Regions from separate parts of the Homo sapiens genome. Here region 2 is linked to region 1. The links are chromatin loops, found by intact Hi-C in ENCODE. Cell type or tissue: heart right ventricle. All regions are shown on one strand.

Evidence for each region. Hi-C counts contacts between places; a loop is a spot of excess contacts. Peaks named below come from ENCODE experiments on the same cell type or tissue, not always from the same donor. Only the 100,000 strongest peaks of a DNase experiment are listed, where the experiment ranks them.
Region 2: it touches region 1 in a loop (6-fold over the local background); 10 of 110 quality-filtered maps call a loop at or near these places.

What each region holds. Positions count from the first base shown.
Region 1 is chr7:49,478,543-49,486,542 of GRCh38, forward strand. No RefSeq gene overlaps it. Among named protein-coding and RNA genes, the nearest start is that of VWC2, 290 kb to the right of the region's middle. In heart right ventricle, a CTCF peak has its summit at 4,774; no DNase peak of the experiment used is centred here.
Region 2 is chr7:49,774,095-49,782,094 of GRCh38, forward strand. It overlaps VWC2 (von Willebrand factor C domain containing 2), which reads left to right. Exons shown (of 4, transcript NM_198570.5): 1 at 1-19; 2 at 1,239-2,037. The coding sequence starts at 1,342. Among named protein-coding and RNA genes, the nearest start is that of VWC2, 4.5 kb to the left of the region's middle. In heart right ventricle, a CTCF peak has its summit at 3,102 (motif pointing right); a DNase peak (open chromatin) is centred at 3,104; H3K4me3 peaks cover 3,939 bases; H3K27ac peaks cover 6,272 bases; H3K27me3 peaks cover 2,910 bases.

The DNA of each region.
Region 1 (8,000 bases):
AAAAATCTGATGACTATGTCTTGGGGATGGTTGTCTTGTGTTATATCTCACAGGGATTCTTTACATTTCCTGAATTTAAATATTGGCCTCTCTAGGAAGATTGGGATACTTTTTATGAAAGATATCTTGAAGTACGTTTTTCAAGTTGCTTGCTTTCTCTCCCTCTCTTTCAGGGACACAAATTAGTTTTAGATCTGGTCTCTTTACATAATCCCACATTTCTCAGATGTCTTGTTCATCCTTCTTTTATCTCTTTTTCTTTTGTCTGACTGAGTTATTTCAAAGAACCATTCTTCAACCTCTGTAATTCTTTCCTCAGCTTAGTGATTCTGCTGTTAATACTTACTATTATATTCTCAAAGTCTTGAAGTGAGTTTTTCAGCTCTGTCAGATCAGTTTTATTCTTTCTGAAAATGGCCATCTCATCTTTTATCTCCTGTATTATTTTATTGTATTTCTTAGAATCCTTGTGTTGGGTTTTCACTTTATCCTAATTTCAATGATCTTCTTTGATATCCATATTCTGAATTCTATTTTGATCACGTCAGCCATTCAGCCTGGTTAAGAACCATTGCTGGGGAACCCATACAGTCATTTAGAGGTAAAAAGACACTCTGGTTTTTTGAGTTGCCAGTGTTTTTGTGCTGGTTCTTTTTCATCTGTGTGGGCTGATGTTCCTTCAATCTTTGAAGTTGCTTTCCCTTCAGTGTTTTTGTTTTGGGGTGTGTGTGTGTGTGTGTGTGTGTCTGTTTGCTTTTATCTTCTTTGATACCCTTGGGTTTGATTGTGATCTAAGGTGGCTTTGTTTCTGAAAGGTTTTAGAGGGCCAAGGCTCAGCTCAGCACTCCTGGCTTGCATGCTGTCATTCTTGAGGGTGGGGGGCTGGTATCAGGCCCCCAAGTTTGTTATCCTGCCCCCAATTTTGTTATCTGGTTAAGAACCTGCTGCACTGGAGGGGCTGAGGTATTCCCATACCACTGGCCACAACACTCTGACAGGTAGTACCAGCCAAAGCACTTTGTCAGGGTGGTGGCAGTGGGTTCCTTGCTCCTTCATACTTGCCAGCAATAGTGGCAGGGCAGCAGGGTGAATGCTTGTCAGCTGTAGCAGGGTGCTGGCAGGCACAGGGCTGCCAGCTTCCATATGTGCATTTGTGCCACCCTCAACATATTTTTATTTTGACTAGTTTACTTATCTTTTAACACACTTGGAGCCATACTTGGTTACATGTATACTATACACATGCATGTCACACATGTTCATTTGTACGAATACATACATATTAATTACATTCTTCAATTCTTCTAAAACTTTAATGACTTTTTCTTTCTATACTATCAATCACTGAGAGTGAAATCAATATCTGCTACTATGTTTTCTGAACTTCTCATGGTAGTTCTGATCTTTTATACTTTATGTGTTTTGAAGCTGTTATGAGATGCCAACAAATTGAAAATTTCTTCTCTTCTGTGCTCTTCGTAGGAGCCACACCTCAGGAGCTAATAAAGGCTTGTGCTTGAGAAATCACTGAGTAGACAATACTAAAATAAATTGCACACAAATACCACCTGGCTTAGGCAAATCCTACTTATTTCCTGTAACTAACTAAGTGGCAAGTATGAACAAGAGAGGAAAGAAGGTAGAAACCAAGATGTCCAGTCTGTCAGTGCCCTGACTGCCATTCACTCTCAGCTGGCACTATCTGTCACAATCTTTAGTGAAACACAGTCCTCCCTGCCATGTGGTAAATATTTGTTATGCGTTTGACAGTGTTAAACTAACTATGCACTCAGAAAAGAGGCAAGGCTTTGATGCGGTGGTTTGGAGAAGTGTACTTTTATCCTACCTGGAAATCTTCCCATTATATCTGCTCAGTTTCTCAGCCACATTCTGAATAACATCAGCCATTATGTCATTGGTTATACAAGTTGCTTACTACATATACCATTCTTTATCGGTACATTCTAGGTTGTTCAGTATTTTAAAAAACATATTTACAACTTTCAGTGTAGGGAATGTGTTTATCTCTCTGGGGTGAGGCAGGCATAAATGCAAACAACATGTATTTACCAAGAGTGATATACTTATCAGTACTGAGATAAACTTGTGTACAAATTTAACCATTTTGAAAAGAAAACAACTATTCAACTGCTTTGAAAAAACATGTTTGCCAGTTCACTTTAAGGAAATCATGTTTTCATGTAAAGTGTCCATTCCAAGCTAAGGCTTGTTTACCACTTTAAAATACAGCTACACACCCACAGAGTTATCACTCTGCTACAACATTCTTTTTTTTTTTTTGAGCATCTTTCCCAGTGGGCTATGTACACAAAAGCTCTTTCCTTCACATCCATGTCTTCAGGAACCAGCATGAAATCCTGAAATGTAATAAAGCCACTGAATAAGTATTAAAGGAAAGATGATATTTAGACTACATATCACAGGAAAGATTATTTTAGAAACCTTATGATGCCTTTCTTCAAATGTCTAGAGAACATATTTGGAAATAAAGAACAGAGAACTGACTCTATGGTAGAGTTAGAACTAGTAGGGAAAGTTTCAAATAAATGATTTGTTTTTGAGTTAAGTATTTCCAATAACAAGCACAGTTCAAGAACAGGCTGTGCTAGTTCCTAAATTTTGAACTCCTTTTTTCAGTGTAAAAATGAAGACTCGTGGATATTATAAGGTGGAATTCTACTTCAGTAGCAAAACACTATAAGTGACCTTTGGAGCCTGCCTCTTAGGAGCTTTGTGGTCTTTGTACATGGAAGCAATAAAAATGTTTAAAGTTTCAAAGTCAAGGTTTTTTAATAAACAAGATCACTTTTTTCCTTCCTCAAAAGCTTTTTTTGTTATTGTTTTGGAAAGAAAACCTATTACTCTGATATATCAAAAGGCACCACATTAAAATAATATCTCTGTGATTACAGAAGATTTGCTGCCCTTTTTTTCTTTTGCTTTAAAATACAATGTCTTCTAAAGAAGAGCAAGACGTTTTGTAACTAATATACAAGCATGTTAAGTCTAAAAATGTCAAAATAGTGTATATGAGAGCAACATATTCTTAATAAAATTTCAGAGGAAGGAAAACATAACCATGTTCAACAAAAAACATACTAAGAGTCAAACATTAACAGATATTGGTGAGGTTGTGGAGAAAAAGGTATGCTTAAAAGCTGTTGGTGAGAATGTAAATTAGTTCAGTCACTGTAGAAAGTAGTTTGGAGATTTCTGAAAGAACTGAAATTGGGCTACCACTTGAAATTTGGACTACCTCCTCAATCTCACTACTGGGTATATACACAAAGGAAAATAAATCATTCTACCAAAAAGACACATGCACTTATATGTTCATTGCAGTGCTATTCACAATAGCAAAGACATGGATTGAACCCAGGTACCCATCAACGGTGAATTGGATTAATAAAATGTGGTACATATACACCATGAAATACTATGAAGTCATAAAAAAGAACAAAATCATGTTCTTTGCAGCAACATGCATGCAGCGAAAACCAGTATCCTAAGCAAATTAGTGGAGAAACAGAAAACCGAATACCACAAGTTTTCACTTATAAGTAAGAGCAAAACATTGAGCATAGATGAACATAAACATGGGAATAATAGACGCTGGGGAATACAAGAAAGGGAGGAGAGGAGAGAGGGTGTAATGGTTGGAAAAAAAAACTAATTATTTGGTAGCATGTTCACCACCTGGAGGGGCAGATTAAATTGTACTCAAAACTTCAGCACCACACAATATGCCTGCCTAAAAAACCTGCGTATGCACCCTCTGGTTCCAAAACAAAAGTTGAAAAACCAGAAATAGGTAATAAAACAAAAAAAATGAATAGGTATTATGAAAATATAGCAGGGCTTCACAGTTATGATGGTGGTATCAAGAAGAAAGTGATCTGCCTTTCTGCATAGCTAAAAATGACTGCATCCCTAAAGGCCATGATAAATATGTATGGAAGAGGAAAAAGAATGAACTAATAATTAACACTCACTAACTCTGGCATTGATGTATGTTGCATATGAAAATGTTGATCTTCGAAATGTTATCATTTCCCTTAGCAATAAGATATAAATCTTGTCAGCCATCATTTATTTTATGTATAAATGGATATAGGACCCAACATGGAATATTGCTTCAATAATAAATGCTCCATATCTTGTGTGGTTGTCCCACTCCAATGGAGCTGTCAGCCCATGCAACACATAGCCCCTATTCCAATATGAGAAGGAAATTATACTGGAGAGCCAGGCTCATCTAGCACTCACTCAGCAATGTGAATACATTGCTTCCTCATTCTCTGTGCTGCACCTAATATTATATCACTTTGCATTACTGCAGAGCCAGTGTGCAAAAACTGGTATTCTCATTAGATCTGCTTGACATCTCTCAGTCAGAAACTAGCTCCTGAGAATCTTCACATATACAAAGAATCCTATTCCTAAATGGACTGATAATAAAGAAAGGTGGCATAGAAATTGGGAAAATAGAGAAATAGAAAAATATAGTCTGTGGCTCTTAATCACAGACTCCATGCTCAAGTGTCCCCAATGATTAATTAACTTTCTGATCTAAAAATGAGTCAATGGGATTCAGGTAAATGTGGAGAAAAGAGTGAAGACTCTGCATGGATTGAAATGGGAAGCATGTTTATGTTTTCCTCCTTATAGAGACATGGCTAGAAGAACAAATGTCTCCCCCGCAAAGGCTTCCGTGTTTATTTATTGCTTGAATACTTTCTGGCAGGTACTCTGTCCAGCAGGGTGCAGGATTGAGTGAGTCAAAAATCTCTGACATTCAGGAACTCATGCAACACACCCACTCACATCCTCCTCAGTGTTCCAATTGGCTCACACAGCACAGAGCCTTGCCCTGTGGAATCCTGTAGAGGAATCCCTTCTAGTAGAGTATTTAAGGGAAGAGGCTGTTAATACAGCCATCTCCACTGTGGGGAAGGTTTTGGGGAAAGGGAAATTCCAAAAGCAGTACACACAACTCAGAAAATAATCCGACTCCGCATTCTCCCTTTCTCAAGAATGTTGGTAAACATCTCTCTTCTTCTCCATACCTCAAAAGGGCTCCATACCTGGTGGCCTTATGCCCACACAGCAAACTAAGACAAAAAAATGTCATAACATACCTTCAACAACCCCCATACATCTTCTCCTCAGAGACTGTTAATTTCTCCAGCCCTACACACAACATATTCCCAGGAACACAGGAAATGTATTGCCCATTCCTTGCCAACAGCTTGCCAATACTAGTAGTGACCATGCTAGAATATCATTTTGACCTATGAATTATTATTTTGCAGTATAAATTCTTGTCCCCACTCTGGCCTCAGAGTCCCACTTCAAGCCTGTCTGAATTTGATGGCATATTTGAACATGACCTGCCCCAGCTCTAACTTTCTTAGATGCGGCATAATGCTACATACTCATACAGCCATTGGCTCACTTACCACAGCTGGTGGGGGTAAGGGACAAATTGCCCCACTCAAGACTGGAGGAAGCTGTCAGGCTTGGACATTTGCTTTCATCACTGTGAAAATAGATATTTATTATTCCAGTGAACCTGATCCAAGGGTACTCACTCTGAGACAACAGATGACATGGAATCTTTATTCCATTCTGTGGAGAAGGCATCACTGCATCATCACTGCAAAATGCAAATATGGGGCTGAGGTCACATGCCAGTACCCACCAACTGCCTGCCGGAATATCCAAGTTTATTCTGCAGAGCAGACATTTAAGTTATTTGCACACAGGGTGCTATACTTTGCTTTATTCTTATTAAGAAAAGTACCATGTTATGTTAGGTAATCTAGAGGCCCAGTACATGAGGATTATGTGGGTTTTCAATACTCTAGAGAGGTTTGTTACAACTCTTCCTGCAAGGCAAGAATCATACCAATGACTAACTAGCTTTCCTCTACCTGGAAGAAGGCCCATGTAAAGTTCTATGAATAAATGAATGAATGAATGGATGAGTGAATACAGGGAAGACGGTTAGCACCCATTCCAAGGAAGTGTATGTCATTAGAAGACTTCCTATACACTTAAAAAATATTCGGTCTCCAATTCGGCCATAATTTCCCGGTCATGCAATTGCAAATGCATCTTTTCATGCACATTTGCCTTTACTTTGCTTTGCTTAATCTTCCATTCTCTTATTCACAAGGACTCAGGAAGTCTGCATGTCTCAAAGAAATAAGTGCTCCCTGATCTCACTGTAGCCAGTTCTTGGTTCCATTTCACCGAGAAAGTTACAGCCCAAAGAATATGTGGAAACCTTAAGCCTTTTTATTCCAATTCAAGAAAATCATGAATACTCTGATTTGTGGACAAGGTTGGGAGAGACTGAGAAAACTATTAACTCACTATTTCAACTTGTCTTTTCTGGATCTCAGGCCTCTAGGTTCCAAACTACAACTAACCCCGGGACCCATCTAGTGAATATCACACTTGCTGGGCCTCTTGTGTGTACTACTCAAGCCCTCTCCCCAAAGCCTCTCCCAGATGCACAAGGGTATTTGTCCTTAGACCACACTCTTGAGGCCAAGATTAAGAGATGTTCTTACAGCTGGCCTGGGCATCTTAGAACTCTTTCTGAAGAGACCTTATCAGTTATCTCTACTGGGGGGAGTTGGAGATTTGAAACCAGAAGCCAGGAACAATTCAGCAGAAAGCTCACCTGTGAGCACCTCCTGCCACACTCAGCATGCAGGGTTACCTGCTGTCATTCAGAACAAGAGTACTAGCTTGGGGCATTCCAAGAGACGTTCTGGTCCCAGACCTAGGTAAAGAGTCTGGTCCTCTTCAAGGCAATGAAAGAAACCTCTATGTCCATGAAGGAATGATGTGATATGATGTGCTTTCATTACTACCAGAACTGGATGGTGCTGAGGACCACAGTTTGCAAGCCAGTTCTACTTCCCAGCAGCTGTGTGTCTTTGGGAAACTTCTTTAACTACACTATGCTTTTGTTTGCCATTTGTTACATGGGAAGAAGAATAATATCTACCCCTATAGGACTGTTGTGAGGCTTTATGTTCATAAATATCTGGACAATCTTAACCTGCTTCCTGGCACATAGTGTTTATTGTGCATTGTCTGTTATAATAACTTTGCAAATATCTTTGCCAAAACAGTCTTTCTTCTGATAAGACAATTTTTAGAAGGTGAATATTTCTGAGTTTGCTCCCAAATTCTGAGAGGGAGAAATATCTTCTTTTGGATTAACAGTCTCTTACATATGCTGATGTGTGATTTTACTATCCCTGAAAATTATTTTGTACAGAGAAGTGTAATTAGAGCTTTATTTTTGTTTTATACAATTAGTATTCCAGTTGCTAAAGGCACAAAAGGCTAGATATTTATTAATATGTAACATTCAATTTATAAAATATTCTATTTATAAATCTTGCACATTTTAGTAATCACTTCAAATGAGCATTTCAATATTTGATTCCATTTACAAAATTTGTTAGTCACCTTTAAAATCTTTTTATACTTAATTTCATGTTTAGTTTCTAGCTTATGTATTTGAATTTTGTAGCCAAAAATATTCTTCTCAAGAGCTTAAATGTTTTAAATTTAATAAATTTAACTTATAGTTTTTATTTTATATGGTTTATACTTTATGTTTACTTAAATGTATCTTATACTCAAAGTTTAATTATATAACTCAGTACTATACATTAATAATTAGCTTACAACTCACAGATCTAAACTGATTATTCAATACATATTTTAAAATTGTATTTGATAGGGTTTCTAAATTCTTTTAAACATCACGATTTTATAAAATGCTAACTAACATCCAGTTCTTTCTGATCTGAAGAGATCTTAACTGATTTTGATTCTTTTAAATTCATCTATTCTTAATTGTATATGTTTTCATTTTTAAAAGAGAAGGATCCAGTTACAAAAGTAACAACAATCTAGTTAATTGCATTTAATTAAAAGTAAAAAATTGTGAC
Region 2 (8,000 bases), 300 kb after region 1:
GCCCGCGCCCTGCGCTCATGTATGTAGGTTTGGCGCCGGTCTTCAGGGCTGAGGGTGCATGCTGGGTGTCCCCGCGCGGCCGGACGCGCTCCAGCTGGGTTCAGCCGCTCAGCTGCTCCGGAGGAACCCCCTCCCCCGCCCAAGTTTGTGAATATGGGCGCTTCGCCCAGTGTTGAGGTCGGCAGGGACCGGGCAGGGGGTCAGCAGGGCCGGGCACGTCCGGAGCCCTCAGGGAGGAGGGCTGAGGGGGAGGGGACAGACGCACCGGAGTGCGCAGAGTGGGGGCGTTCGGGGAGTGAGGCGGAGAGAGGCTGGATTGCCGGTGTCCTGCGGCGTCTCGGGCTCTCCCAGCCCCTTTGGGCGGCAGAAACTTTGGAATCCAGAAAGGCTGGCCGGGATCCAGCGAGTAGGAGGGTCTCGCGCCCACTCTGCGCCCTGGGGCCCCAGCCTCCCGCACTGCACACCTTGGTGCTGCCCGGGCGCTTCTGCTCCGCAGCCAGGACACTACAAGACTGAGCGCTGCGGCCGGCGACCTGGCTCCCAAGGCTCGGAGGGGCGGGCCGGCAGAGGAGCTGAAGCCCCGGGAATCCCCGACCCGGCCCTCTGGCAAGGGGCCGAGGGCATCCTTTCATGCAGCGGGGCTTAGAGAGCGGGGAGGGGGCGTCTGCTCCCGAGACGGGAGTCTTTTAAGAAGTTGTTAGAAATGAATCGTGGAGTCCTAGGAGAAGCTTTGTTTAACCTCCCCGCATTTTCCCAGCACAACCCCCTAAAGCAAATGAGGAAGAGTTTCCCTCTTATCTTCCTGTACATTCGTCCGTCTCTAACTCCACTGCTGAATTCTCCATTTAATAACCTTCGGGAAATGTGGCCAGGACCTAGGGAGGGACACCCTGGGTGCCTGAATTACGTGGTTCAAGGCAGAGCTTTGCAGGGGGGCGCGGGCCTGGCTCGCTGCGTTCCCTGGGCTCCGCAAGCCGCCCTTGGCCATCTCCAACACTAATCACGACTACATCAGAAACACGCCGGCCGGTGTCGTTCTTGGATTTCGCTTCCAATGTATCGCTCCACAGTTTGTGATGTCTAAGAACCCCGGCCGTGCACCGACGCTGGGCATGCTGCCCCCGCCCCCGTCGCCCAGCTCGTTAATCTAGAGCTATGCCGGAGCCCGGGTGGGGGCCGCGGCGGGCCGGGGCGCGCGCGGGCCGCGGGGCTCAGTTGTGCTGCTGTTCTCTCCGCAGGGACGGCGGCTCCCGGCTGGCGGCGGCGCGCCCCCGGGCTGTGAATGCGACTCGCCCCTCGGCCGCGCTCCCCGCCCGCCCGCCCGCCGGGACGTGGTAGGGGATGCCCAGCTCCACTGCGATGGCAGTTGGCGCGCTCTCCAGTTCCCTCCTGGTCACCTGCTGCCTGATGGTGGCTCTGTGCAGTCCGAGCATCCCGCTGGAGAAGCTGGCCCAGGCACCAGAGCAGCCGGGCCAGGAGAAGCGTGAGCACGCCTCTCGGGACGGCCCGGGGCGGGTGAACGAGCTCGGGCGCCCGGCGAGGGACGAGGGCGGCAGCGGCCGGGACTGGAAGAGCAAGAGCGGCCGTGGGCTCGCCGGCCGTGAGCCGTGGAGCAAGCTGAAGCAGGCCTGGGTCTCCCAGGGCGGGGGCGCCAAGGCCGGGGATCTGCAGGTCCGGCCCCGCGGGGACACCCCGCAGGCGGAAGCCCTGGCCGCAGCCGCCCAGGACGCGATTGGCCCGGAACTCGCGCCCACGCCCGAGCCACCCGAGGAGTACGTGTACCCGGACTACCGTGGCAAGGGCTGCGTGGACGAGAGCGGCTTCGTGTACGCGATCGGGGAGAAGTTCGCGCCGGGCCCCTCGGCCTGCCCGTGCCTGTGCACCGAGGAGGGGCCGCTGTGCGCGCAGCCCGAGTGCCCGAGGCTGCACCCGCGCTGCATCCACGTCGACACGAGCCAGTGCTGCCCGCAGTGCAAGGAGAGGAAGAACTACTGCGAGTTCCGGGGCAAGACCTATCAGACTTTGGAGGAGTTCGTGGTAAGATGCGAACGCCCGCCGGGCGACTTTGCACCTTCCAGGAAGGGGTGGAACAGCTTTGGTTCTGTGGTCCCCCACTTTGAAGAAGAGGTGCTCTCTGGTTCTGAGAGGTGGAGAGCACTGTGCTCACGTCCCTTTGACATGACCTCTCTTTTTCAGGGCAGAGGTAATCCTTCCCAGAGCACTGTGGCCAATCCATAGGGATTCCTTCGGTGTTCACTTTAAAAGGGCTTCATGAGGATGAAGCCTATGGCACTGAAGGGAAGGATCCCAACAGGTATCGGAGGGACTTTCAACATTAATGTACTGCTCCTAATTTGGGAATGTTGTCGGTGAAATTCTTAACCTGCTTTCAAACACAGGGTAATTTACGGTACCATTTGGGATATATTCTTCAACTAATAGCTAATTAAGGGAGACTATTCATATAAAAAGCCATTTCCCTAGATTATGTGTTTAGGGTATCATGCAAATGTTCTAAAAATTAAAAGAAAAAGAAAATATTTGCTCACTGGGTGCCAAATCATAGTGGATGGTGAAACCAACAAGTGCAGTTAATGGTTAAAAATTGTTTTGTTTCAGATGAGTAGTAGTAATGTTAATAATACCGGCCATCTCTCTAATGCCTACTGTGCGTCAGGATCCCGCTGGTTTTCATGTACGTTAGTTAAATCTCATCCCATGCTAGGAGGTGGATTATTATCCATTGTCTCCATGTTATGGAGAAGAGGAAACAGACACAGAATATTTAAATAATGTGTTGAAGGCAGAACAGCTATTAAGAAACAGATTCATATGTCAAACTAAGCAGTTCTACTCCATAGCTTAGGTTTTTAACCCTTATACTCTACTTGAACCAAAAGCCCAGCTCCACTGGGGCTTTAGTTTGGGTGAAGGTGCTGCACAGCATGCATGCACAGGCTCTAGGTAAAATCTCTGCCAGTGGGCTAGGGGCCTGAGAGAGACCTGCACAGGTGTTCAGTTATTCCAAACACCTCAAGGTAGGTTCAACCTATGGCCTGCCTGGACTTAGCCCATTGACTTACCAGGCCATAGCTGTCCTTTTCCCACCTGCAGAGGGCGTTATGGAACGTGCAGCTACTAAAGCAAAGGTTTAGGGAGGAATTCTGCTGGAATACCCCTCCTGGAATTAGCCTGTGAGATCTGCTAATTCCCAGGATGTGAAGCCCATGTAATTACTGACTTGTGGCAATGAATTATCAAGTGTTATATAAGTACAAAGCCAGGAAGGACAGATCTATATATAGTGTACAAAGTATGGAAAGAGTGCTGGAATTTAGAGTCAGGAAACATGGTTATTCATTCTGGCTTTACCACTAACCAGCTGCAGGACTGGAACAAAAGACATATGCCCTCTGGGTTTCTTTTCTCTTATCTGTAAGATAAGGGGCCAGCTTTCCCTAGGCTCATGTAGCAAAATATAACTCCAGGCATACATTGCTTAAGTACTCACATTTGACTGCAGCCCTTTGGAGAAAGACAACTGGGATGAGCAACTCATATGAACCACGCCCAGGCCATGCAAAATTAACTAAATCAGAAACCCTGCCCTCAAAATGCTTCCTGCCTACGGGAGGGTCTGGTAGATATCTCTCCAGGTGTTTTGGGTGCAGAACAAAAGTTCACAGGCAAATGTGTCCAGGTAAAGGAACCTGTGGGTGCTAGAAGAGCTCAGAGGAGGGGCCTTCCATTTTGGCCTGGAGCAGGGTCATAGAACACTAGAACAATTCTCTTAAGTTTTGAATTGGTAACATCATCGGCTCTTCTAAAGTCAAAGATAAGCAGTTGGTTTTTAATTAATTCCTTTTGTTGTTTGCACTATTTATAGTTTCATAGTAATTTTCTGGAATTGTCCTTAGAAGTAAACTGAGGAATTAGTAGCACTTTGATCTAGTAAGCCCAAATACTTCAGTGTCCACTTACCTACCTGAGATCACAGGTAAAGGAAATAATTCAAACTTCTGTCTTAACAATTCATGCTAAATGCTAGCAGCCATGAAGCTGCTTTTGTCTATGGAGGAGAGGGATCTCTCATTTAATTTCCTCTTTGCTACCTGTTTGGTAGTCCATAGGTAGAATGTGTTTTCAAACTCTGAGGATGGGAGATGATATTGACAAAAGGGAAATTGGAAAGATTACAATCTTAGGAAGAATTAAAATACCAGTAAAGCTATTTTTGGAATATTAAGTGCATCTTCCATCTTCAAATGACGTTTCATTCTAAACTTTCATCATTTATTACCAGATGCTGGGATGCACACATGCTTGAACGTTGCAAAGTTGTTACATATTTTTAATTATATGCTTGTTCTTACAATATGTCAACTACATAAAGATTTTATAGTGTTAGAGCATGTTTGCTCATTTTTGTTAGTATCGGGAACATTTCTAGGCATTCTGCTAATTTATCGTGGCCTTGTGCAAGCCATTTATTGTCTCCATTTTTGTTTCCTTCAATGTACAAAAGAGAAAGCAATGCTTTTTTTGAAGAATGTTGAAAATATGAATGTAGAATGGTATAGGGTTAGTTGTGAGTCCACGGGCTTTGTGGGTTGCAGTAATGGAGATTTGTCATGATGCTGAGTACCAGGGCACAGAAATTGTTAACATGCCTGCTCTGGGTATTCTGGGTTTCAGAGAGAGATTGTAGTCTGTAATGTGCATAGCACAAAGTACATGGAAAATGAAAAAGGAAAGCATTCTGTCTGAAGTGCTTTGCACTTCTCTGAAGAAAATGTGATTCAAATGGAGATTGTGGTACAGTCGGGTCATGCCTGGAACACTGTTTACTTTAGCAAGGAAGGAAGTGAAAGTGAGATTATTTGGGCCTCAGTCCCTGCAAGATGCATAGATCCTTTAACAGTCTGTTCTCTGCTTCCAGAGAGGGAGAGAGAGAGAGAGAGAGAGACAGAGACAGAGAGAGAGGGGAAATTACTAGTTATTGATGGAGGCTTGACCCTCTTTGAGCAGTAGATTAACTCCAGAGCCTGGCTGTGCTTGTGATGTGCAGGGTATTTGGCTCCGGCAGGAGTGCGGTTTCTCCCTGTCTTCATAGGCTTCTCTTTCTTTGGGCATGTTTTGTTGCTGCTTTCTCTACTCAGTTTTCTGCATATTCTAAACTTGTTTTTTCCCTTCTTTCTGTACTCTTTTACCCCATTAAAACTTCCTCTCTTTACAGCCTGTTTGATCTCAGTTAGATACTTGTGAAAGATCTCACTGACTCCACAAAATACCATTAAGCTGCTAATAATAATGAGAGTAATGTGTTCATTCCTCCAGGGATGGTTGTAATTTAATTTGTACATCCAAATAAAAACATAGTTAATAGTAGAATTTTCTCCACTGCCTCTCAAATGATACCAAGTGTCTTTTTTTCTTTAACTTATACCAGCAGGCATCCAACTTTGAATAAGGAAACTTGTCTATTGGCTTATTTTTTTTTTTCAGTAAAGGAATGATATTTTTAACTGTTTTCTGCTTCCTACAGTACATTAGTCTGCTAGGGCTGCCAGAGCAAAGTAACACAGACTGGGTAATTTAAACAGAAATTTGTTGTCTTGGAATAAATCTGGAAATCCAAGATTTTCAGACTTCCACATTTCCAAGTAATCTGGAAGTCCAAGATCAAGGTGTCAGCAGGGCTGGTTTCTTCCGAGGCCTCTCTCCTTGGCTTGCAGATGTCCATCTTCTTCCTGTGTTTTCTCATGGTGTTCCCTCTGCATCTGTCTGTGTCCACATCTCCTCTTCTTATAAGGACACACTCATATTGGATTGGGGCCTGACTTCATTTTAACTTAATTACCTCGTTAAAGACCTGTCTCCAGACAGTCATATTCTTAGCTACTGGCGTGAGGACTTCAAAATTTGAATTGTAGAAGCACACAGGTTAGCCCAAAACATAGTGTCAATGACCAAAATTGACTTCCTAAAACAGACCTAACGAGGTAGTAACAGTGGGGTGTGTGAGGATGCATCAGCACACATGATGGGAAAACAGTGCTTATGACGAAGGCACGGAGTGAGTGGTGATGAAGTGTATGCCAATGAACATTAACTGAGGGGCTCAACTTGACCATTCTGATTCTGTGTCTATTGCATTCTGAGAGCTACTTTAGGAGTTCCTGTATTACTTATGTGAATGGATCCTTGTGTCACAGAAAACTAAAAGGTGACTAAGGGTAGGGAGAGGGGCTGTATTGAGCAGTTGTAAATTTTGCCTCAGTGGCCACATGATTTGTTCAGAAGCAAATCACATTTGAAATGTGTTAATTGAAAAAAAATCATTCTATTTTGCTCAACAAAACAAGTTGTTTTCATCATGGGAATCTTGGTCTCCTGGAGGACTGTGATGGTGGAAAGGGGAGTTTGCAAGCTTATTTCATGTTTTATAAAACCTAATGGAATTTTTGTGACTCTGAAATAGGGCCATACAGGATAACTAAATCTTCACATTTCTTTGCTTTTGGTAGGATTGATATCAGCAAAGTGTGTCAACACTGGTTATCGTAGCCGATCAGGAGCTCTGATTGGCAATTGTATAAGTCTTTGAAGAAAAAGGGAAGATGAATTATTAATAAGTGAAGCTTACTAGACTGTCTTTCAAAGCATAAGAACTGTTGAGAGAGAGATAACAGGAAGGGGTACTTGGAGGTGAAATGATTTGGGACCACTGAGTTAAACCAAATTCTCTCTGACTGCCTCCGTATCTGACTTGCCATTAACCCCACTGCAAAATCTTATTTCTAGGTTTTTATCAATTAAAAAAATTTGAACATGAAATTTGGAATCAAAACCTTCATCTAAATAGATCTCTATATCAATTATGAGAAAGTGCCAGCAAAGAGAAAGCTACGGTTATTCACACTTTTCAGTCTAATGGTATTTATATTCTTTTGGCTGATGTTACTTAACTGAAAACAATGCTATTATTATCCACCTTCACTAAGTAAAATGAGTCAATCTGTGTTCTTTTCTGCAAGTCAGGCTAATGCATGTACTGTTGCTGTCTCTGAGTTTGTTTTGGTTCTGAGTAAGATTTTGTAAATTCTCTACTTCTCATTTTCTACCCTTGTGTCTAAAGCCATTTAAACAGTGACTTTTTTTTTTAAAGAGGGAGTCATATGCCATATCTAGACTCTTTAGATGTGTTCCTAACTCAGGTGGGGGAAACACAGCTTTAAAAACTGCTTATTTGCATGTTCCATACAATATCTGATGTGAAGTATGATAGAATTAACACCATAATCTTTTACAGTGGGCAGAAGGGAATCAATATTTATCTAGTGCCAATATTTTTTATATATTGGCTTTTCTGGAGTAATTTACACAACAGACTGAGTTGGTGGTATTTTCTTTATTTTTAAAGGAGAGAAAACTAAGGTCCGAAAAAGTTAAATAGCTTGATCAAGGTCATAGAGCTAGTAAATGGTGAAGACAGGATTTGAATCCTAGCGTGTTGGACTCTGAAGATCGTGCATAGTGTCTTCGTGACCATATGGTGATGAAGTGGCATTTTGCGTGTGGTGGAGAACATTTCAGGTACCCGGAAAAAGGAAAAGTTATACAAGCCCAGAGTGCCTTGCTTATATGTATGTCCAATAAATGCTTGATCCACTTGGCTAAGCATTTATTTACATGGATTTGTCATATTTGACTTGGCCATCTGATGAACAAAATAATGTCTGTGTCCTTCAAAGGATGAAGTCTTGAGTCGTAATGGGACTAAAAGCACTTAGTCCCAGGATTTCCCTGAGAGCAAGGGGGAATGAGTCCAGGGGGCAGTGAAAAGAAGACTAGATCCCAAGAGGCAGGTAGGACTCCAGGGATTATCAGACCCATGTGGGGCAACAGGTGGCCCAAGAGGAAGATCTGGTTCTAGGAGGTATTCTATTTGGCTCATGGCATATAAAACATTTGTTTACTAGTGCCTGTATTTGACAAGC